3 separate regions of the Mus musculus genome follow, and all the other regions are linked to region 1. The links are chromatin loops, found by intact Hi-C in ENCODE. Cell type or tissue: left cerebral cortex. All regions are shown on one strand.

What was found. A loop is a pair of places that touch in the nucleus more often than their neighbours do. Peaks named below come from ENCODE experiments on the same cell type or tissue, not always from the same donor. Only the 100,000 strongest peaks of a DNase experiment are listed, where the experiment ranks them.
Region 2: a loop joins it to region 1, with 6 times the contacts of the local background. A loop is called at or near these places in 16 of 42 quality-filtered maps.
Region 3: it touches region 1 in a loop (3-fold over the local background); 8 of 42 quality-filtered maps call a loop at or near these places.

The regions. Positions count from the first base shown.
Region 1 is chr1:106,167,801-106,175,800 of GRCm38, reverse strand. Phlpp1 (PH domain and leucine rich repeat protein phosphatase 1) reads right to left here and starts at 3,932. Exons shown (of 17, transcript NM_133821.3): 1 at 2,354-3,932. The coding sequence starts at 3,797. Gm20753 (predicted gene, 20753) reads left to right here and starts at 4,277. Exons shown (of 3, transcript NR_040630.1): 1 at 4,277-4,461. In left cerebral cortex, a CTCF peak has its summit at 4,481 (motif pointing left); DNase peaks (open chromatin) are centred at 1,898, 2,443, 3,282, 4,256 and 1 more place; H3K4me3 peaks cover 4,674 bases; H3K27ac peaks cover 4,186 bases.
Region 2 is chr1:106,067,351-106,075,350 of GRCm38, reverse strand. It overlaps the pseudogene Gm26509. Among named protein-coding and RNA genes, the nearest start is that of Zcchc2, 81 kb to the right of the region's middle. In left cerebral cortex, a CTCF peak has its summit at 3,917 (motif pointing left); DNase peaks (open chromatin) are centred at 3,106, 3,909 and 5,642.
Region 3 is chr1:105,989,930-105,997,929 of GRCm38, reverse strand. Zcchc2 (zinc finger, CCHC domain containing 2) reads right to left here and starts at 7,524. Exons shown (of 14, transcript NM_001122676.1): 1 at 6,223-7,524. The coding sequence starts at 7,140. It overlaps Gm7160 (predicted gene 7160), which reads left to right and starts at 7,648. Exons shown (of 3, transcript NR_151625.1): 1 at 7,648-7,758. In left cerebral cortex, CTCF peaks have their summits at 4,556 and 6,364; DNase peaks (open chromatin) are centred at 6,179, 6,493, 6,795, 7,520 and 3 more places; H3K4me3 peaks cover 4,617 bases; H3K27ac peaks cover 2,952 bases.

The DNA.
Region 1 (8,000 bases):
AAGAATACACTACATTTAAATTATCAGAGCAAATCAATACAAAATTTTCCAGTGTCTTCTTAAAGGAAATCATTTAAAACATACATGAATTATCCTCTCGCTAACAAAAGCACTATCAAAACACAACAGCTTCCTTTTGGCTGTCCTATATTCCACTGGAGGACAAAAGCAATTTCTAGGAATCTTGTCAGCCTTGGGTAAGCCTTTGCCATATGTCCTCACAACGTTCAAGCTATGTGAGACCACCTTTCAGCGGCACCCTTCTGTTAGTAACACACATCCTTGCAAAAACTGAAATAGCATCTAGTGATGTTAAGTTTTGTTCTATGACAAATATCAGTACAGAGATGCTCAGTATATTATATTAAATTAGGCTTAAAGTAAGTCCAACTTTGCTCATATACCAAAATAGACAACCCCACATCTTTCCAACAGTCAGACACCTTCCTTCTACAACACAAGCACACAGGCTTCAGATTCAAGAATAGGCTGGATAATGTGTGTAGGGCATCCTCATTTTATTAGTTGCTTTTATGAGCATATACACAGACGCCTGCATCTATTTATGCTGTGCTCATAGAAACAAAGCAGTAAATTCAGGAGGTAACAATTACTACTTGTTCATGAACAAACAAAAAGGTTAAAATCACAACATATTTAAGATTTAGCCATAAATCAGATCATTTTTCAATTTAGATGAAAGAAAACAAACTGCTTAAAGCCCACTCAGAATAATTTCAGCACTTCTGAAGACGACCAAAATCTCAGAACTGTGACATCCCAACCTTCCAACAGATATTTATCCTGATCAGCATCCAGTCATGAGCAAAGCAGAGAAAAGCTTCCTCCATCCATTAAAGCATACTCTAATATTACCCATCACATAGTCCTTGTGTTATTCCCATTTCCCTCTATGTGATTAAGAAAGACTGTCATTCTCATCTGAAAATAGTTCCCTTTCCAAGTGTGGTACTATTTGATGCCTCTGAAAAAAAAAAAAAAAGTATTTCACCAGTCACATGAGCCATTGAAGAAAAAGATACAGTTGTTGCTGCTACACTTTTCTATACCAAAAGAAAAAACAAAAAAACAAAAAACATTAAAGAACATATCATCCATTAAGATATTAGTTCCAGGAAAATGCTATTGTATTACAATTTGGTTTTCTTTATAAGGCAAATATTAATCAAAATATCCACTTAAGTTCAAAAAAGCTTCAATAAAACAGTTTATGTTTATGTCCAGGGATGAGGCCTTGCATTATCAACGTAAGTGTTAAAGACTCATTCATTCAAACCAAACTGCAACTAGGGCACATGTTGAACTAAAATGAAAAAACACTAATGTGGAAGAACCAACCACTATGGGAGTCACGAGGTTGTTAGTATATACACCTAAATGTAACACCAAAAGTTTTATTGCTCTTAAGCTAGCTAGCTAAGTTCTGACCACTAAAAACTCTTTCAACCAGAAAATGCAATAACTTACCAAGCTCAAAAACAATAACCAATAGCCCTGTAACTCCACAAATTAGTTCCAGCCAAGAGGAGAAACTGACTGGTCACACCCGTATAGGCACTTGAACAGATACTAAAAATGCTAGAGAGGAGTTCAGGTCATATCAGAAGCAGTAATCACCGACATTATTAAGTCTAGTCTATTTCAAGTATCTGACAATAAAAGCTATAACTCAGAAACAGGCCAATTCATTTTTTTTTTAAGATTCAAACTTGGAAACTGAAATAAAGCAATGAAAGAGGGCAGAAGGTAAGCAGCACCCAAAACAAGGAACATACCCACTTCTCAGGTGTCAATGAGGACTCAGCGAGCAAATACGCACGCGTGGCAGACAGTGGAACAAACAAGAGCATCAGTTGACAAGAACAAAGTTCCCAAGAGGCCCACGCTGCACTTTACTGTCTACGAATGGTAAACTGTGGACAGTTGAATAGAGGAAGGCATCATGGAGCATTTTTTCGTTGGTCATTGTCCTCTGTCTATATTAAAGTGTCAAGGAGTTACCTGGAATCCCAAAACGCCTGCAACCCAACGAACCAGAGCAGAGGCCTGGAGGAAACCACCTTTAAAGTTAGGGACTGGTACCCCTCTAGGGTGTTACCTGTTTCCTGTATTTCCAGGTGACTTTGTCACCTTGTCCACCTGGCTTTCCAACCTCAGGCCTGGACACTCTAAACCTTGCAGATTTCAAGAATGCTCAATTTAGTACTTGCACAGGCGGCATGTGAACAAGCTAGAAAAAGAGTGTCAGACAGACTCACCAGGCCCCTGGAATCATTTATCGATCCCTGCCAAGGTTCGAAGCCATGCATAAACATGCAGGCAACTTCCTTACCTGCATAGAATCGAATGAGACAGCCAATCTCTGAGTCCATGCCTTCCTCCTGCACCCTCCACAGCTCCCCAAATCCCAGTTGGAAGAGGTAGTCATTTTGGATCTGCAATGGCTTCTCGTCCGCCTCCAGGCGCCGGGTAGTCTCTCCATGGAGCTGTACATACAGGGAGGGCGGAGATGTCTTTTGCACGGTCTCCCGTATCCTCCCCGAAGTCGACAGAGGAACGTCCGGAGCTGCGGCTGCCATCGCCTTATCGTCTCCGGGACCCTCGCCCGCTATCACGCCAGTGCTGTCTACGCCCGTCGGGGCTTTCGGCTGCAGTAAAGCCGAGGTCTTCGGGGAAGGCGGCCGAGGCTGCGCGGGGCGGCCGGGGCGGTGGGGCATGGCCGGATCAGCCTCTAACTCCTCCGACGACGACGAGGAGCCGCCGCCGCCGCTGCTGTAGGGGTCCAGCCGGTCTGACACGCTCTCGGCGCTGGGGCTCAGGCTGAAGCTCTCGGTGTCAGAGGCCGGGCGCGGGGCGCGGGGAGGGGACCCGGGGCCGCCCGCGAACAGCTCTCCGGGGCTGGAGTCCGAAGGCGCGGGGCTGATGCGGGGTGCACAGCGCGTCCAGGCGCCCCCGGGCAGCGGCAGATCGGCGGGAGGCGCGCGCGCAGGGCCCCGGACAGCACCAACAGTGCCGCTCGAGGGCGGTGGCTCCACGTCCCTTCCGTGCTCTCCGTCCAGGGTCTGATCGCTGGCGGCAGGGGCGGCGGCGGGAGGCGGCCCGTAGCCCAGCACCTTCACCACCCCGCCGCCTTTGTGGCCCAGCTGCAGAAGCCGGGCCGCCACCTCGGCGGCCGTGGTGTCCAGCGTGCAGAGCACTGGGCGCAGGTAGGACGAGGCCATGTGGCGGTCAAAGACGTGCACACAGCCCCGCTGGAGCTGGTGCCTCACCCAGTCCCTGTCCGACGGCTGCAGCTGAAGCAGCTGCCGGTGCTTCAGGAGCAGCGTCTTCCTGTCCAGGCTCCGGGTGCACAGCGACGCCGAGGCCGAGCAGGACGCCGGGAGGCCGCCAGCGGCCGAAGACGCCGAGGACGGCGACGAGGACGACGAGGCGGCGGCGGCGGCCGACAGATTCCTCTTCAGCCGCCCTCTCTTCAGCAGCAGCGAGTTGGCGCCGCCGCCGGCCGCGGGCACCGGAGCGGCCCCACCGGCCGCGGGCTGGGGAGCTCCCCGCCGCCGCCTGCGCCCGGTGCCTCCGGCGCGGCCGGGCAGCGGCCCCGGCGGCGCCTCGCAGGGGGCCTCCTCTCGCGCCGCGCCGCCGTTCCCGCCGCTCGGGGCCGCCGCGCTCAGCGCGGGATCCGGACACCGGCCGCCCTCGGCCGCCGCCGCCGCCAGGGCTTGGTCCTCACCCGTGGGGTCCGCGAGTCGCTGTGCCGGGGCTGCAGCGGCGGGCTCCATCGTAGCGGGGCTTCACGTCGCTCCCCCAGCTCCGGAGGCAGCGGAGGAGGAGGAGGTGAGGCGAAGGTGGGAGACGGCGGCGGCGGCGGCGCGAAGAGAACGGAGACGCCGATGGCGTTCGGCGCGGCCGCTCCAGAGGATTATGTGGCGATCCGGAGCATTCCGTCGGTGTCTCGGTGTTCCATCCCGCGCGCCGCCCGCCCGTTTCGCCGCCACCGCCCCCCCACACACACCCTCCCCGCGGGTCGCGGGCTCCCCAGCGCCAGGCCCCGCCCGCTGCTGGACAGCCTCAGCTCCCGGGAGCTGCGGCCCGAGCTCGCCTCATGAATATTAATGAAGCGCGGGAAGGCGGGCGGTGGCGGGGCGGAGTTGATCATGAATATGCATCGTTAGCATGACGACATTTCTGCGGAGAGCGGGAGGCTGGGGGCGGGGCCTCAGGGTAAACAAACGTGACGCGTGCGTACGGGGGTGGGGCGGAGCTGTTTCCCAGGAGGTTTGTCCTCGCCATAGAGGAGAGGTGGCGAGAGGGGCTCGCGTTGCACAGTGGGGGTTGTAGTTCATCTTCGTGTCGAGGATACCCAGAAGAGACCAACAGCGAACTACAAGGCCCAGATATCATCAAATTCTGCCCACCCTCTCCTCCAGCTTCTGGCCCTTGTTGGTGGGTATTGTGCCCTCTGCCGTTGAACTCTGTGTCCTGTGAACGTTTTTCATTAACTTGATCCTCTCCTGCTTGCCAGATGAGTTTTATTTTCCTGGCTAATTGAAATTGAGAGTTTTTAGGAACTCTAAACTCTAGGTAAGGCCTTTGTATGAGACAAAAATACATACACAGTTCACAGGATCGCTGGCCCCGTCTTCCTGACTTTTTCCGCACTTTTTTCAAGGCCCATGAAAGCTAGCAGTGTTTGCACTCAAATTAAACCCATTTACTCCCTCCCCTATTAGGACAGAAATAGCTAAGGACCTGCTTGGAGCCTTGTATCCCGTTGGTTTTAAGCTTAAAAGAAGCTTAACGACACAAAGCAGTGGACGAAGGAAGAAATATTAAAATGGAGTCATAGTGGGATAGGAGATAGACTTGCTTTCTCTTGGTTCTTTCTGGATTTTTCTTTCCGCACTCGGGGCCGGGTAGAAAGGGTGAATGAGACAAGGTTTCCCAGTCTAGTCTGTTCTCCATACTTCCGTCCACAAACTGCTCACCACCTACGCTCTACCTATGTTGTATGGGTGTTTACTGTTACATTGTATGATCTATAAACATTTTTTTATTGGTTGAACCAAGCTGGTTTAGGGCAATTAACTATTTGAAATAATTTGATAAACGTTGGTCATTGAGTTGCCACTCTCATGATGGCATTGCAGATGTAGACACTAATTAAAAGTCTTTTTCCGGAGTTAGAGGGCTCAGCAGCTAAGAGCGTGGGCTGCTCTTCAAGAAGACCCATATAATAGCTCACCCTGAAGACAGTGCTCCAATGTAATGCATAGACATATTCCAGGCAAATCATTCCTATACATAATGATAATAATTTTTTTAAATTAAGTTCTTCCTGACACTCGATAGACTAAAACAGGAAGAACTTTATGAGCTCAAAACTAGCCTCTTTTACAGAGCAAGCTCCAGGCCAGCCAAAGTTACATAGTAACTCAAAGAATAATAGTAATAATAATAATGAAGATATCCTGTACCTTACCTTTGGGTTCCAGAAGACTAATATTTATTATGGGAATATTATACACACATGCATATACATTTATTTATAGTTATAAGTCTCAGTGGTGATGCCTTTATCCTGCCATTCAGAAGGCAGAGAACAGCAGATCTCTGAATTTGATGCCAGCCTGGTCTACATGATGACATCCTGTCTCAAAACAAAAGAAGTTATGATAATAGTTGTCAAACACTGTTAGGGCGGTGGACAGACACTTGATTAGATCCAATTGGACTGAATTTAGAATCACCATGGAAACACGGGGTATGTGTGTGAGGGTGAGGTGCCCTGAGCACTGACAAAGTGTGCCCAGCTGTCTGGAACTCCTGCCACGCTGCCCTCCCTGCCCTGACGTTCTCTGCCCTCAAACTGTGAGCCAAATACGTCTTTCTTTATTTGGGTATTTAGTAACCTTTTGTTAGGTGTTTGTTACAGCAATGGGAAAAGTAACTATCTCCAAATAAAGAAAAAAGTAGATCTTCTCCACACAGAAGAACAAGTGTTGGAGCTGGAGAAATGTCTCAGCAGCTAAGAGCAAGAGGACCCAGCTTCAAGTCCCTGCACCACATGGTATTTCACAACTGTCTAACTCCAGTTCCAGGGAATCCCATTCTTTAGCCTAGCTTCTGTGAACACTGTGTGTATGTGGTGCACAGATACATGTACAGACAAAACTCCTGTACATATAAATAAATTTTCAGGAAAATATTTTAAAGCAGGTATTAAAATGCAATTATGCCAGATTTCACACATGGAATCTGTAATATAAAAGACAACCTATCGCGTACTTCTCAGGAATCCCACTGGCAGGGATAGCAGAATGGCAAGAAAGACCCACAGTGTGATCCCGAACCTTCAGGAAGTGACTAAACAAGAATGTGAAAGGAAAGAAAGAAAACGAGAATTTCTGAAGGAGTAGACTGTCTTTGTAATACCAGATAAAACAGAGCTCTGCAGTTGAAATAGCAAATTGGTGAAAAAGCAATGAAATCTAAGCATTCATTGTGGGGGGGGGGGAGTTGTTGAGTCATAGGATATCATGTAGACCCTATGCAGCAACCCACACTCTACAATTGCTGTGAATGAGAGAAGAGTTTTGATTTGAAAATAAAACTAAAACTGTTTTCCAGGCAGCTTCAAAATAGTTGGGGGCAGGGAATGCTTCGGTTCTAATGTCCTAAGCCATGCCACAGCACATCACACAGTGCCCTACCCTTTGAAGCATTCCAGACATGCTGTCCACCGTGTGCTTCTGCCTGGCCACACCTTCTGATCACTTTGTTGTGGTATTGGAGCTTGAACCCAGGTCACCCTGCAGGCTAGGCAACCACAAAAGATGACATCTTTCTCCCTCTCTCCCTCCCACTTGCCTCCCGTGTGTGTGTGTGTGTATGTGTGTGTGTGTGTGTGTGTCTGTGTGTGTGTGTCTGTGTGTGTGTCTGTGTGTGTGTCTGTGTGTGTGTCTGTGTGTGTGTGTGTGTGTGTGTGTGTGTGTGTGTGTACATCTGTGCCCTGGACATATGTAAGTCAGTGGACAAACCTGGGTTCCAGGAGTTGAACTCTGGTTTTCAGACTTGTTGGCAAGCACCTTTTCCTGCTGAACCATCTCACCAGCCTCTTAGAATCACATCTGAAAATGCTAAAGGATAATCCTGAAAAGAAACATCATAAACCCTGATGTCAGCTTGCTAAACTATTTTCACAGCTAAATTTAGAATAAAATCTATTACTTTCTGCTGCATGATTTATAACTGACTTGCTGTGTTCTGCTTCTAGGCTAATCCGGGTATATCCTAAGATCTAAGATAAAAGAAACCATCTTTGACATTGTTTTGTAACATAAGCAGTTGGAATTTTAATGGAAGCATGAATTGATAGCTGGGATAGTTTCGATCTGAACTGTCAAGGGCTCAGCTGTGTCCAGAAATAAACTCAGAGAGACACAATATACCATGTAATACATTTCATTTGTACACTATGAACAAGGGATCTAATTACAGCTTCACATTTGTATGTCCCTTGAGCTACTCGTGGTTTACCATCCTAAATTGCTCAATGTTTACTCATTCTAGTTTACTATGAGGGACCCATTTCACAAATTACTGCTCTAGTGCACTAAATGGGCCCCAGGTGGCCAAACTGAATTAATATGTTCTCTGTTCAGTGGCAGGATGAGACCGTCTGGGCTCTCTGAAGTCATACCCTCCCTCATAAACTTCCAGTGTGAATTCTGTTAAGATCTGACATTGCCACTGTCTTGCCTCATAGTCCATTTTATAGATACGGCTCGATAGCTTTTCAAATTTTAGTGAATCTTTTTAACCCCATAATTATCTCTATCTTTGGGGGAACAGGGGAATGAGAAAGAGAGTTTGAGATTCCTAACGAATGTCCCTCCTATGTCATACCAAAGCATTTTCTGGTTTGTCTATGACTATACTAGAAAAGTATTCTCTAGATAATGATGCCTCAGAGCCTTCAGTTT
Region 2 (8,000 bases), 100 kb after region 1:
CTAAGACTTTGCTTTGTAGTACATGTGGCAGGGGGTGGGGAGGTAAGGGCCTATATATGTGGAGGCCAGAGGTTGATGCCAGATGCCTTTCTTGAGAATTCTCCATCTTTTACACGGGGCAGAGTCTCTCGCTTGAAGTCAGAGCTTGCAGATTAAACTTCTGTAGCTAAGCAGCTTTCTCCAGGGCTCCCCTCCTCCTAAGTGCCTGAACTGTAAGCAGGTCACCTGTAGAAGTAACTTCAATTCCTCTTATGTAATTGTCATATCTGAGACTTACTGCTAACTCAGCTCACCCTTTCTGGTTCTTTCTGAACTCTAGCTGGCTAGTCCAACTTAGCTGTTCTGGCTCAAACTGCTCTCCAAGGTTCAATCTGGCTTCTCTCAGCTTCTCGCTGAATTGCTCTGCTTGGTCTCAAACTAACTCTGGCAATTTGTTATAAGCTTCTGGCTACTCCTTATTCTTCGACTTATATTGTCTCTGCTGCCCTGCACACAGCTGCATGGAACAAACTCAACTCCACTGACTCCCACCTGTTAACTGACAGAACTAAACTCACCTGAAGTGCACTCATTGAACCGCCCTCTAGTTAGATGTCACTTTCAAACACGGTTGCTTCCTTCTACAAAACAAAAACAAAACCAACCTTACCTACATTGTTTGGCATTAAAAGTTTGTACTAACGGTGTGTTGTATTCCAGCCAGGAGGATTAAAGCTATGTGACACACCTGCATTCCAGCTGGATCACACAGACCTAAGAAGATCTCTGGATATGATCCCTAGCCAGAGAAGCCATGTTGCTGGATTAAAATTCCTCTAGAGTCACTCAATATCCATCCAACATGTACATAGGTTCTGGGTATCTGCTCTGTAGTGGCTCCATTGGATCCACCCTGGGACTTGATGCCTGTGTCTTGTGTCCTGGCTCTGTCAGTTCCTTCTTTACACCCAGGGTGGAGGCCGATTCTCTCTGCTGCTATTCATATCTATATTTGTTCAGGGGCTTCCTTCCTGACCCCCCTTTCACGTCAAGATCATCCCCTTTCGGTGCCTTTGGCTTGGATGTCTAACTCCAAGCATAACTCAAAATCCAAACCACAGTAAGATAAAGCCAAACACAGGTTTATTCCTCACTTTTCGTTATCGGGGACTTGGTCCTCAGAGGACAAAGGCTCAGACAAAAGCGAATGCTCCTCAAGTCGTCCACAGGGGATTAAATGACAGAAGCGAAATTGGGCTTTCCGTTTCTTTGAAGCAAGTAAACACTATGTTACTATTTTATCTATTTTCCTCTTTGTTGGTTGTGTTTTAAGGACAAAAGAGCAATGAAGGAAGCTACAGTTTGAACAGTTGTTTTAATTGGTACCTTCAGCTGAATCAGAGAATCTCTCATTGTTACTTCTTGGTAAACATAAGGATTAATTATTAAATATACCCTGAAAAGAAAGAGTGGGTTAGGATAAGGTGTAATTATCAGATCATCTTCACTGGGCATATTGGCTCACGCACTCAGGCAGATCTCTGTGAGTTCGAGGACAGCCTGGTCTACATAGTGAGTTCTAGGACAGCCAGAGCTACATAGTGAGACCTTGTCTCGAATCCCTACTTGCCCACCCCAAAGAATTAGGTAAGCTTTGAACAACAACAACAACAACAACAAAATAACCACAAAAGCAATCAACATGGGGAAAGTTGGGATACTACTAGGACTTCGTATTTTAGGGCTCGTTAAGCTATGGGAGATTATAATTAGTAGCTATAAGGAGGAGGCATAAAGATGAAAGAAAAGACAGGAAGCAGAAGAGTGTGTGAGGCGGCAGAAAGGATGGAAACCATGCCTCATGGAAGACAGGGTGGGACACAGAAGAAACAGGCTAACGAACACCTAAGCGTCATGAGACACACATGCAGGCGTAGACACTGAACACTAGAAGGTAAGAGATAAAGAGAGAATTCCTGCCAACTGAGTTAAAAGGAGATGTTCTCAGCTCCAGCTCCAGCAGGCTCCCTGCAGTGGTGTGTGGCAGATAGGGGAACGGGACTCTGTGTCTCTGCGGTCTCTGTGTTCATGGAGTCTATGGGACTTTGGGGGCCAGCCTGCTTCTCAGATGTCCTGTCCTCTGTGCTTCCCTCTCTGCTACTTAACGTTTACCTGAAAAACTCTGCTGCTGGTATTATCCCCCCCATCTCCCACCCACTCAGAAAAATTCCTTGTACTTTCTTTGTTTGTTTGTTGATTGGTTAGTTTGGTTTTTTGCTTTTGTTTTTTTGTTTTGTTTTGTTTTTGTTTGTTTTTTGACACATGGCTTTGCTATGTAGCCCTGGTTATATGAGAATTCTCTATGTACACCAAGCTAGTCCCCAAATGGCAATGATCCTTCAGAGTGTTTCCTAAGCCGACGTGTGTCACCATGTCCAGTTGGGTTTTTTTTTTTCTTTTTTTAGATTTTATTTATTTATTTACTTATTTCTTTAATGTATGAGTGCTCTATCAGCATGCACACCTGCATGCCAGAAGAAGGCATCAGATCCTATTACAGATGGTTGTGAGCTACCACATGGTTGCTGGGAATTGAAGTCAGGACCTCTGGAGGAGCAGACTGAACCATCTCTCCGTTGGTTTTTGAGATAGGGTCTCGCTCACTCAGTAGTCATCCTGCATTAAATTTCTCACTCAGGTGATACACAAACCGTATTTGCAGGAAAACAAAGGGAGAATAAAAATTCGTTCTCTTGGATCAGGAGGGGGATAAAGTCTGGACTGTAAGACAAAAAAAAAAAAAAAATTAAAGAATAAGTTTAAAAAAAAATCTTTCACCAGCAATTGGTCACCTATATTGTGACAATACATACCTGGTAGTCAGGAGCTCTGGTTTAGCCATTGAAAATTAAAGGAAAATTTGCTAAAATAATTGTTTAAAAGCTCTAGCTCACAGTCAGTATGCTTACACCACAGATAGTGAGGTCTCACCCTGGAAAGACCTAACTCAGAAGCTCTGGGAGAGGCCTGGGAACCTGGGCTTTTAATTGGTACCCAGGTGGCAGTGATGCGGCAGCTGCAGTGACTCCACATACCCCACCCTCCCACCGAGCACTCACAGAATGCTCAGCTAATTAATGTATGCTCAGGGCGGCGCTTCCCAGCAGCGGGCGGGAGAACCTGCTCACCGACCGTCAGCTGGGGAAGCTCTCAGAGGCGTTTGCATTTCTACTACCGTAGAAATCTGCAGTACCACACTGCAGTGTTTAATAAAGTCTATGAACCCCCTGACTATGCTCTTAACTCTTTAAAGGTGGGCCAGTAGTTCCCAAAGACAGCGACCTGCTGACTAACAACAGCAGCATCACATGAGACACTGTTTAAAATGCTACTCCTGTTTTAACAGGCTCCCCTTCCAAAGGATTCTGCTGAGTGCCAAAGTTTGGGAACCCTTGACAGAGGCTAAGCTCAGAAAGGTGCCAACTGTTCCCCTCCATCTGTCTCCTCCTCGCCTTGCTGTGTTTTGTTCTTTCCCTGGAGAACATATTTGTTTATTCTCTGTATTATCTAAACACTGGGTCGAGGCCTTAACATACCAGGTGGAGAAGAGTCTAGAGAAACCTTTTTTCCCTGTCTGTCTGTCTGTGCCTCCCCCCTCCCCCCCAAGCTTACAGGTAGCTGTGATTTGCCTGATGTAGGTGCTAGGAACCAAATTGGGTACCTACTGTAAGAGCAATACCCACTCAACCACCAAACTATTTCCCCCACCCTCACCCCGATTCTGCTTTCAAAAGAACTTACTTGATGAATTGTGTTTTAAAGTGTTTTTTAAAAGAAAACTTACCAGTTTAAAATTTTTAGCAGATCGCTGTAACTATCATCCTCACAAGCCTCCCATACTGAAACTGTGCATGAAACAATTGCGCCCCCTTCAGTTCACGGTGATTAGTGCATCCATTGTCATGCCCCTATTGTAGGAGTCTTCAGAAACTGTACCAGTTGCTTCTCCTGTGCTCATATGACGTTTACTATTTTAGGTACATCATGTCTGTGGGGTCATATAGCTCTTTTGTGACTGGCTTCTTTCACTCAGAATGTTTTCTACTATAAGTAAGGCGGGCCCATTCTTTCAGCTTGGAGCCTCTCCTGGGGTCCCAGAGCCAACTTTCTCTTTGCTCAGGTCAAACATCTGATACCTGCCTGGTTCTGGTCCTAATACCTTGCTTTTATCCCACGCTGATGACTAGCTGTAGGGTCAGCCCTGCAGTTTGAACCCCAGTGGATTTTTAGCTGGGAACAATGGCTTGGTGTTAACTCTGAGCAAACCCCCAGGCTGCGCCACTCTGCTATGCCAGGCTTGGAGCTGCTGTCCTGTGGATCTGCAGCTTTGTGTTCTTTGCACAGAGACAAATAATCAATGCCAGGCAGCAGCAGCGGCAGCAAGCTTCAGAATTCAGCTCTCCCAGGCTTACACAACTCTGGCTTGGGAGCCAGTGTGACAGAGACAGGGGACGCAGAGGATGGCACTTCCAGGATTCACACTAACAGTTCCAGGGTTCCACAGGTAAGGCTGATAAGGGATGCTTACTTTGCAAAGGATACTTCCTCATGGATGCCGAATTTTATTTTCAAATTATTTAGTGGTGGTGAGAGGACCCCATGGGGACAGTGAGATGGCTCAGGGGGTTAAGTCCTTTGATCCCAAGTTGCGGACCTCGGTTCCATCCGCAGGACCTTACTCCCACAAGTTGTCTTCTGATCACTACAAGTGACCACCAACACACAGATAAGTAACTGAATATAATTTAAAATGATTCCTAATGGGTTAGTGAAAACTGGTTCTTACCAAATGAAAGAAACCCACTGTTCTGTAAAGAATATACGGCCTTCACTAGGCACAGCCACCCATCAAGAGGGTTTGCTTTGGTGGCAAAAACTTGATTTGATTTTGAGCTGTGGCTGGGGCTGGAGGTGGCTCGTAGCTCAAGGACAGTTGTGCATTTCATTCAGCAACCTGGCTTCCGCAGCGGCAGGAGGAAGTGCAGAGACGAGGGAGAAAATGAGTAGCTCTGGGGTCTTTGATAAAGTCGGTGGAATGTGAAGAATTTAGACTCTGCTTTATTTTAGTATCTGCTGCAGCTCTTTCCCTGACACCTGTAGGGTTTGCTATGTGCATATGCCAGGTTGGTTCCCAATTCTTAAAATGTGTTTTATTCTTATCTTCACATTGACTGTCTGATGAGCTTCAAGCCACACTGGATGCTCTTTCTATGACTGACACTTGTAACTGACATCTGCTATAGCCATACCAACTTCAGTTTGTGTATGAGTGAAAGAGAGGGGATTGGTGACCTTTAAGCTCCACCCTTCACTGCTGGCAGGAAGAGGAAGTGCTCAGAAGGGTTAATTTGACAGGCATCGTTTGATGGGCATATTATTACATCTAGTTTCTATATTGTCACATGAAACACATTTTTTAAAATTTATTTTTGGAATCCATTTCCACACACACAGCTTGGAAGAGCCAAAAGTGATGAGTGCTATCTAGGGTGTGTGCTTTACAGCCAGGCAACTTTTGGTAGCAACAAGCAAGCAGAAATGATTTTGTAATTACAGGATGGTGTAGGCAGCAGGAAGATTGTGTGCTGTGGAACGATGAACAAGATGTAGCCGTTTCTCCTAACAATCGTGCATCTGTTATGCTTGAGACCAATGTGCTATAACAATAGTGACCACACTTTGGCGATACACAGCTTCCAAAGAATGGGTGCACTTTATGGAGACAACTGGGCCACATGTTTGCAATTTTAGCAGATGTCAGAAATGGACACGCCACCCTTGGCACAGGGGACAGAGTAAGACAAGCTCCTTAAGGAGGTGTGTGTCGTTGGTTATGTGACATCCCAGGGGGAAGGCTTATGAGGTCACACCTCAATACACCCAAGATAGGTGACATTCAGCACTGTTTGCTCTTTAAAATGGCGAACTTTATGTCAACTTCATACAGGCTAGACTAGTCATCTGAGAGGAAGGAACTCCAACTGAGAAAATGCCTCCATGAGATTGGACTTCTAGAGCGTTTTCTTAATGAGTGATTGACATTTGAGGGCCCAGCCCAGTGTGGCTGGGACCACCCCTGAGATGCTGGTCCTGGGTTCTGGAAGAAAGCAGGCTGAGCAAACCACAGGGAACAAGCCAGTGAGCAGCACCCTCTGCATCCGCTCCTGTCTCCAGGACCCTGCCCTACTTGAGTTTCTGCCCTGATTCCCTTTAGCAATAGACTAGGGATAGTAAAGGGGAAGTCAAATAAACCCTTTCCTCTCCAGAAGCCAAACGAGCCCTTTTGATCATGGTGTTTCTTCTCAGCAATAGTTACCCTAAGACAGAGGGTAACACACTCACCACATACCATTCACACTCTTCTTTACAGTAATTACCTATGAAGCTGGAGACAAAAGAAAGTATGTATCGGGCTGAAAGAAAGTGGCTACTTACATGTTCATAGCCATACTAAAAGTAGGTTTGTCTCTTAGACATGTGTATAGGGTATGATGCACAGGTAGAAGTCAGAGGACAACTAGCAGGGGCTAGTTTTCATCTTCCATCATGTAGGCTCAAACTCAGGTTGCCCTTACCCACTGAACCACAGTGCTAGCCCAGAAGCACAGATTTAAATACAAATGTAAAACAGTTCTTTAAGGACTGGGGCTAGTTTAGAGGTAAAATACATACTTAGCACGCATGGGCTCAAACTCCAGTGTACACACACACACACACACCACATACCATACACACTCTTCTTTACAGTAATTACCTATGAAACTGGAGACAAAAGAAAGTATGTATCGGGCTGAAAGAAAGTGGCTACTTACATGTTCATAGCCATACTAAAAATAGGTTTGTCTCTTAGAAAAGGAATCCTTTGAGCAAGCAGTTTTACATTGGGAGACTAAATCTCAAAACAAAGAGGCAGACAACCTCGTTCCCCAGGTCTGTGTCTGTTTCCAGGTGTCCCAAGGGTTTCTCTCAATGTTGGTGTGGAGGAAGAAGAGAACTTGGGGTTCCACTGCTGAAAGAAAAGTACAAGGGTCTGACTCTCCCACAGAGCCCTCCTGGTGTTTTCAAGGTTAGAACTGGGCTTCCTGGCTGGGCGAGGACCCTGAAAGGTAGCCTGGTCCTCGGTTGAGCTAAAGGCTTTGAAGCCCTAGAGACCCTGAGGGGACAGTAGGAGCTTTGCCAGCTCCCAGCACCAGGCCCTTGTCATGTAGACACAATTTCCCATAGATTTGTGGCCATCAGCCACGTAAGGGCAATGCCTCAAGCCCTTCCACACACATATAGATGAGGCATCCCTAACACCTCAGACCAAGATGTAACCACAGGTCATGTAGGCTCAAGACAGAGGTCTCTATGCTAACGAGGTACCTAGAGGCCTGGAGGGTGTAGCCAATAAACTTCTATTCTGAGACATTCCTGCCTGCAAAAGATTATTTAATCTCAGGCCCACTTTGAGAAGTGGGGGTAAGGTTTTACACATATGCTTTCCACCATGGCAATAAATGGTTTGGAACCACAGACTGTCTCTTTTCATTGAGATCAGCTGTGGGGAGCCATAGAGAAGGCCTGCACCTATAGAGCTGCCATCTAGACTCCTGCAGAAGGCCTCTCTGTGCTCCCAGCCATGATCGCCACCAAGCCTGCCGCTGTCTGTCAAGCCAAGGATGCTCCCCATGAAACTAGCCAGAGCTCTCCCTTTTTCCTCCCCGGCCCCAGGCTAGATCCACCCCACAGGCTCCCACTCCATTCTCAGCTCTTTTGCAGCTCCCAGGGGGGCCTGGATGTCCAAGAGCCTGAGAACCAGATGGCCCCTGCCTCGTCACAGGCTGCTGGACCCTGGAACCAGCTCCGGGTGTCCTGCACCTCAGATTGTGCTTCACCACCTCCGAGTGGTGTCCTGGGGCTTCCCTATGGCCCAGTCATGCCCTGTGGCAGAGTGGATGCAGGACCCACAATCCTACAGT
Region 3 (8,000 bases), 180 kb after region 1:
ACTGAGCAATTACAACATATGCAATGAGGTAAAAAAAATAAATAAAAGATAATGTAAAAATCTAGCAAGGACTGACTGCTCTTCCAAAGGTCCTGAGTTCAAATCCCAACAACCACATGGTGGCTCAAAAACACCCATAATGAGATCTGACGCCCTCTTCTGGTGTGTCTGAAGTCAGCTACAGTGACTTATCTATTCTAATTTAATTCAGTTTCTTCAGAACGATGTAATTTATTGCAACGCTACTATTGATTTATGTATTATTTATGTCTGTGAGTGTATGCAACATGTGTGTGATGGCCCCGCAGAGGGTACCAGGCACACATGACACATATACATACATATAAAATAAAACCTCAGATAAACTACTCCTTGAGTGAGCAACGAACACTGCTAAGGAACCACTTGGCAGGGAACCAAAGGCCAAAAATTCCCTAGAGCACAAGAACAAAAGGAAATGGACCCAGGGCTGGGCCTCCACTACCCATAACAAGCACCCCACAGACCACTTCCCTGTCACACTGACTGTTTACAAACCAGAATTACTGCACGAGCAGAGAATTCTTCATAAAAGTACAGAAACACTCAGGGAGTACTAGCCTCTTGCTTCTGTTTTGTTGTTTGTGATAAATCCCTGGCTGGCCTCAAATTCTCAACCTTCCAAATACTAAGACTACGAGCATTACAAACATGAGGTACAGTGACTGGCAAAAAACTCAAAAAACAAACAACAACAACAAAAAACAAACAACAACAACAAAAAACAAAAACAAAACAGAAAACAACAACCACCACCTTAATATTCCTTAAAGAATGGAAAACATTAAATAAGCTAAAAAAATACACAACAGCTGCGGTGCAGAATTGCTCCTAAATACATGGATCCCCACTGGTGCTCTTAACTGAAGAATTATGTAACTTAACCAAACTATAAAGTTGCTTTTTTGTAGTAGCCATGCTTGACTCCACACAAATTTAAATTATTACTTCCTAATTAAATGTGAAAAGTGGTGAATAAGTAGACTACAACTACACTGAAGTGAATGATAACTTAAATTCAAAATATGTATTTTCTTCCATTTATAGTCCCAAGTCCAATACTAAAAGAAAGTATTCGTACCTAGAGAGGATTTCTTCTTTGGGAGTTTTAAAAGATTTTTTTAACAACGCAAATATTACAAAAAATAACTTTTCTAAATATCTCTCAAATACTCTTTTTCGACTATGTATCCTTTTTGAAAACCAAATACTATCTTTTCAACTATGTATCTTTCTTGAAAATCAATCTAGCCCGACAGACAGTGGTGGCCCACGCCTTTGATTCCAGCACTTGGGAGGCAGAGGCAGGCAGAGGATTTCTGAGTTCGATGCCAGCCTGGTCTACAAAGTGAGTTCCAGAACAGCCAGGACTATACAGAGAAATTCTGTCTCGAAAAACCAAGGGGGGAAAAATCAATCTATCTAGAATTACAGTAATAAGAATGTAAAAGTTCTCTACCCTGTGGGCTTTAAGTATAAAACCAAAAAGCCCCACACACAGAAAGACCCCCTTTCCTGAAAATAAAAAGTCATGACACTTTAAAAAGTGTTAAAGAAAACTGCACTAGCTTGATAATGTGTTTAAAATAGTCTGAATTATTTTGCAACTTGCTCTTAGTGCAATCACCACAACCTAGAAAGGAAGTCACTCTCCCTCCTTTTATAGAGGGCACTAAAGCTCAGCTTCAGGTTGGCTGGTTGCTGTCTCAGGGCTGGAATGTAAACCCCTCCCTACTAAGTGCTGTTCTAGACCACGCTGCCTCACTCAGAGCTCTACAACACCAGCCTCCCATCCATCTCCAGAATCAAGAAGTTCCGAGTGCAGGAGTGCACTGGCAAGAGTGGTCTTACCTAGCTGGAGGAGGAAGAGCATTTGTTTCCTTTCTACACCTGGACCCCAGGAGAAAACCTCTGCACAGGAAATCATACACTTCACTTTGCTAATCACCTGCTAACTAAAATAGTTACCTGACTGTAAAAAGCCTCTTCCAACAGTGTTTTATATCACAACTGATGCTTGTATTCCTTGCTGCAGTCAAGCAAACCAAGCATTTCACTAGAGGACATGGCTATTCCTGCTCCCACCTCCATCTGGAGATGCAGTGCTACATCTGTTTCCCTTAGACCACCTAGGAGGCCGACCTGACTCAAATGCTAATGAAGACTACTTTTAATAAGTGAGAAAACCTCAGGGAAGACCCACCAACACTTCACCATGAGATATATTCTAGCAATGGCCTAAGAAAACAAATGCAGTGTATATTACTAATGAATTTTAGATAGGACTTCTAGCCAACAGAATTAGCTCATACTTATATTTCATACTTTGGAGACAGAGGAAGGATCCCCCAGTTTGAGGCAAGCTTGAATTACAATGTGAAACCGTCTCAGAAACAACAAAACACTACTCCCTTTTATTGTCATCCCTTACATACATATTTTAGCATCTAATACAACAGAATTCTAATATCCAAACTTCTAGGTAGCTGCTCTCTATGCACTCTGACTGACACAAATGCGTCCAGATTTTCTTGGAGAAGTAAAATTTAGACTAAAACCCACTATAAAATTTTCTTTCTCAAGCTCCAGCACAACTCATACGTTATCTGTACTGCAAACTGAGTAGAAATAATAGGTCAGTCAAGAACAATACAACCAATCTGCACATTTACAGAAAAGGGGACAATTTCACAAGGTTTTCCCCCCTACTAAATTTACTAATTTTAGTAGGTAAAGAAAGGACTTGTGGCCACTTAATTTTGATGCGTTCAAGTATGGCTTATGAGTTTAAGTGACACTAAGACACAGGATCTTTTATTCAAATGTTAATACTATTTGTCAGGTCAAACAACCAAGCTTCAAGCATTAAGAACAACCAAAAGAGCAACCACACAATACCAACCACTGTAGACTACCAAGATAACCAATGTGGTTTGTTTCTCATAACTCTGCATCGATAGTTAAGGGAAAACCTTCTAAAAGCGAATACCCATGAATAGTGTCAGTGCCTATAAATCATTCAAACACAGGAATAAAGCTAGTTCCTAAAGCCACAGGGGGTTTTTGTTCCTAAGTCTTTATGGCTTATCTTATTAATAACAGGAAGAGAACTGTGTTTAACATTTGGTGTTTGCAGCTATTTTCACATATGAGAACTCTACAAAGAATTACACACATCCTAAGATACATTAATGAGTACTCCCACTACTGTTCCTTGGGCCTATTTGTGGAGCTATATATACAAGCATAATGGTTTATTGCAGCTGGGAAGAAAGTAAGATTTATGTCAAGTCTCCTAAAAGGAGGCCCAATACTCAAGTTTTTATATAATGTACAGAATCATCCAAACCCCATTTTAAAAGCTATGAACTGTCACTTCTAAGAGTAAAACCACATTTGTTTATTCCTGTTTCTCTGATGTGGACTAATAAGCACCAACTCACACTGTCCATGGTTAAGACATTGTGTGCTGAACTTCACCCTCAGGGCACAGAATATAAAGCTGTCATTCAAGTTTTATCCATAAATGTCATTAGTTTAAAAAAATTAAAGAAACCCAGAAACCCACTTTATAGTTATTAGGTACAATTCTAAAGCTAGGTACGGTATTCTGAACCAGTATACCTTAACAAAAAATTGAGTTCGGATATGCTTCCCTTGGTCATAAACACTAATAAAGACAAATATGATTCCTAAGCAATGAGAAGCTGCAGAGCTGCAGCCAAAGTTACTTCCAGGGCAAGTTAAAATGCAGCCCCATGAATTTCTCCTTTATCAGGTCTAAGTCGCCACCAGCCTTGGGCCCACGTGCTTCTCCACCTCCACTACCAGCCCTTCAGCCAGGCTGGGGCCCGGGCGGGGCCAGGGCTGAACGGCACTGGTCACGTGGGCTGCGCGGCCGCCATCTTGCCGGGCGGAGGAGGGGCAACCCCGACTTGCGGCTGTCTGCGGGCCGCGACCACGCGCGACCCCAGCGTCCTCCGGAGGACCCCGCGCCTCCAAGAGCGGCCGGCATGCGCTCCAGCCCCCTCCCTGCAGAATCCCGCCCGCGCCCTAACTTCTGTGCGCTTAGGTCACCGAGGGCCGAGCAACAGCTGGGCTGGACCGCGGGAATCCGCACTTTAAAAAGCCCACCTGCACCAGCAGCCTCAAGAATGACAGCCTGTGAGCAACAAGATTCGCTCAAACATCAAGTCCAAAACAGCGTCAGCTGGTGGACTTGGGGACCCACAATACCCCCCCCACACACACACACACACACCTCCAATAGGTGAGATCTAAGTTGTTTCATCAGAAAGAAATGGTTTGTTCATCAACCCTAAACAACTACGGGAGATAAACAACTACCTGGGAAATACGCGCTAAGCAATAGCCCCAGTGTCTAGCGCGCTGTCTTAGCATGTTAATCCCTGTAGCATTTATTCCCTACTCCCACTTCCTGAGAAGTGATGATGTGCTGAAATTAGTGGCAGGATGCCCAATCCCCTTTGTCCACTCCTCCCAGCACTCACTGGTGGCCAGAAAAGGCCATGCACTGCAGTCACAATAAAAATCTCATTACTCTGATTAGCACGTATCTACCCTCTCCGTCTGCTTTACAGTACCACATTCAAAGCAACATTAAGGGAAAGGAGATCCTCACAGTTAAAACTCTGCAATTAGTGCTGTACCTGTGTTAGTATACTATGAATGGAATGATGTAAACTGTTCTGTTGTGGGACACTTTCATCAGACCAAATTCAAGGTTATCTTATATTGTCATAAGAAAACATGTCCCCAACCTGCTCTCTTCTCTAAATTTAACAGCTCTGTGGTGTTGCTTTTCAGGTAGATTTAGTGAGTAGGCTGAAGGGTGAATTAAGCTTTTATTATCATTTACACAAACGTGTGTGCTGGTAGTAGAGACACTAGAAGATGGTATGATTTTACACTCATCAAGAAAACGCAAGGTATTAGTCTTATTACATCTGGATTTTGTTAAGATTTATAAGATAAAACATGAAATTGTGATTTCACAAATGCCTCACGGGGAAAAAAAAAGAAAGAAGTACTCAGCCTACATTATCTCTAAGGCAGGCCCTTTGAGACCTATCCTAAATGCCCAGGGTTCTTTGGTAATGAGTCTATACAATCATTAGTGAAACATAATGCTCAATTTTAGTTCTACCATATTGAATGACTGCTGATACATGTTAACTTTCAAGCGCGGAGGGAGGGAACACCTCCCCCCCTTAAAGTGGAAAAGCATGGCGTCCAAATCAGATCTGATCCACAAAAATAAGGTCTTAATCTACAGTTTTTACTGCAGTTGAAACATATCCCCATTAAATCGCCATTCTTAAGTGGTTTATTGGGCCTAATTAAATTACTTTCAAGACTGTAAAAATTCTTTAAAGTTTTCGATAAGTGGATTCCTATGTACTAAATGTGTTTTAATAACTCTTTCAGACAACGTTAATGCCTAAAGACCTAAGAGATCACCAGACCCCAAATCTGAAGTAGAAATCAAGCCCCTTAGGAAAGCTTGTTTGGTAGTCTGTTAAAGGTTTAGCCAGGCCATCCCAAGTCTTTACCTAGATGACCGATTTTTGTACTTAGGTCAGCCAATTCATAGGTCTCCACAGAATACCCACCGGAACACACACACACACTCCCAGTGAATACAAAGTTCTCCGACTAAAAGCCAAAAGACCTATTCAAAACCTTAATTAGCACACACTAAGTATAAAAAGTTCCTTATGCCACAGTAACCTGGCAGTGCCAAGGGGTAAGGCGGTTTTTAAACAGGCTGAGACTAGGAAACAGCCCACCCAGGGCTAAACGGACGGTGGTTGACAGCCCCAAGCGCTTGGCTTTTCCCCTTGCACCTAGCACCCAAATACTCGAGCCCAAAATGTCCCACGAGCCTCCTAATTCTGAGGTCTAGGGTCAGGGAGCTCCAGTCTTCCGTGATAACTCGTGCACATCAGAAGAGAATTCTAGAGCATTCTGTTATGGCGGGTGGCTCAATGTGCATGTGGGTGACTGGAAATGAGCCACCCAAGAAAATGACGATGACTACCCATGGCTGAGAGCCGCGGAGTGGTTATTCCGAGACACCTGCATGAGGCTGGGGTCAGAGCTGGATTCTGAGGCCCGCCGAGGCGGAGGCCGGAGCTGCGACTGCACTTCTTCGCACCTTACCTGGGCCCTGGAGCCCGCAAAGTTGCTGGGCTCCACCTCCGCGTCCTCCGGCTCCACCCGGAGTGCGCTGCGGAGCCTCTCCAGGTGCTCCCTCAGGGTGACCCGCTGGTGGAAGGAGAAAGCCGGGTGCAGCGAAGCCATGGTGAACAGCAGCAGCAGTTCCTCTTGGGCCCTGAAGCCGAGCCCGCCTCCAGTCCCGAGCTTGGCGCAGCCACTGCCTTCCGGGCCGGGGCCGTCCTTCTCCGCGTCCTGCTCGCCATCGCCACTCGGCTCGTCCTCCACGCTGCCCCGCGAGCCCTCGGCTCGAGTCGCGCGCAGGCTTCTGAGCACCGCGTCCACCTGGGGCAGGAGGCGGTGCAGGCGGCCAGCGGCCTCTCTGTTCTCCGAGCCCAGCAGCGCTAGGTATACGATGAGGCGCGAGCGCACGGCGGGCTCTCGGAAATCGGCCAGCGACCCTGGGTCCGAGAGGCCGTTGGCCTTCGCCTCCGAGTCGCGCAGGTAGTGGTAGTCCTTGCGCGCCAAGTCCTCCAGGCACGAGCCGAGAAAGCGCAGCTCCAGCGGGTTGCACAGGTCCAGCAGCCCGCACATGAACTCAAGGCGCTGCGCCGAGCCCAGCACCAGCCCGAACCACTCATACACCCGCTCCTGTTCGCGCAGCGCCGCCGCGTGCCCGCCGCCGCCCGGCATGCCCGCGCCCGCCGTCGGCCCGCTAGCAACAGGCGGCTCGAGCCCCCGGGGCGGCGACGGCGGCGGCGGGGGTCCCCGCGGCAGGCCCGTGGGCGGCGGCGGCGGGCGGCAGTCGCGGCGGCGGCGCAGCGGAGCCTTTGCGCCCGGCCGCGCGTCCGCCTCGGGCTCCTCCGCGTCGGGCGGCGGCTCGCTGGGGTGCGTCGACTTCGGTGGCAGCTTCATCCTCAGCATCCTCAGCTAAGGCGGTGCGGACATGCGAGCGAGGGAGCGGGGGCGGCGGGAGGAGCCGAGCGCCCGGGCGGCGGCACGGCCGTCAAGAACGTTGCCCCTCCATGCCGCCGGGGCGGGCCGGGGGCGGGTCTCGCCGACCGGGGACGGGGGGCGGTGGCCGGCCGGCAGCTTCGTCCCGGCGGGAGGCGGGGCGTGACCGCGACGGCTCCTCCCCTGGGCTCTGTGCCCGCTGGGGAGTCCGGTGCGGGAGGAGCAAGTCGACGAGCGCGTCCTCCTTCCGCCTTTCCGCGTCCGCACGGGGCTGGCGGTGACGGCCTGAGCCGTTCCCTCTCGAGCCGGCGCTGGCAGAGCGGCTTGGCGAGGAGGAGGAGGAGCAGCGGGGCTGGGCGGAGACGCTGGCGGGCTCCGCGCACCGCACTCCAGCCAATCAACGTTTAGATCTGGCGTGACGCGAGCTTCTCGTTTGCCCCCCCCTCCCCGCCGGGAGCCGCCCTCTCTGAGAAGCCACGCCCACCTCCTGCTATGCTGCAAGGCTCTGGCACATCCCGCGCGGTCCTAATGCTTGATGGGTTCCAGCAGACTGAGGACGTGGGTTTGGGACTTTCGGACCACGGCGAGGTGAGCTTGGCCCGGAGCGGCAGAAGTGGGCGAGGTTCGCGTGGGAGGAGGGACATCGACTTAGTTTTTCTTGAGAGATCTGACCGTGCCGTGGCTGCAGACCATCTTCGCGTCAGCCACCGCCCTGGATCACGCCAAGTGGGTTCCCAGCCCCTGCCGCCTCGTGAACTCCGCCAAAGTCAGCCACGGGAGATTACCATATTCTAAAACTTCACCTGGACCGTTGGTGTGAACGCTGGGAC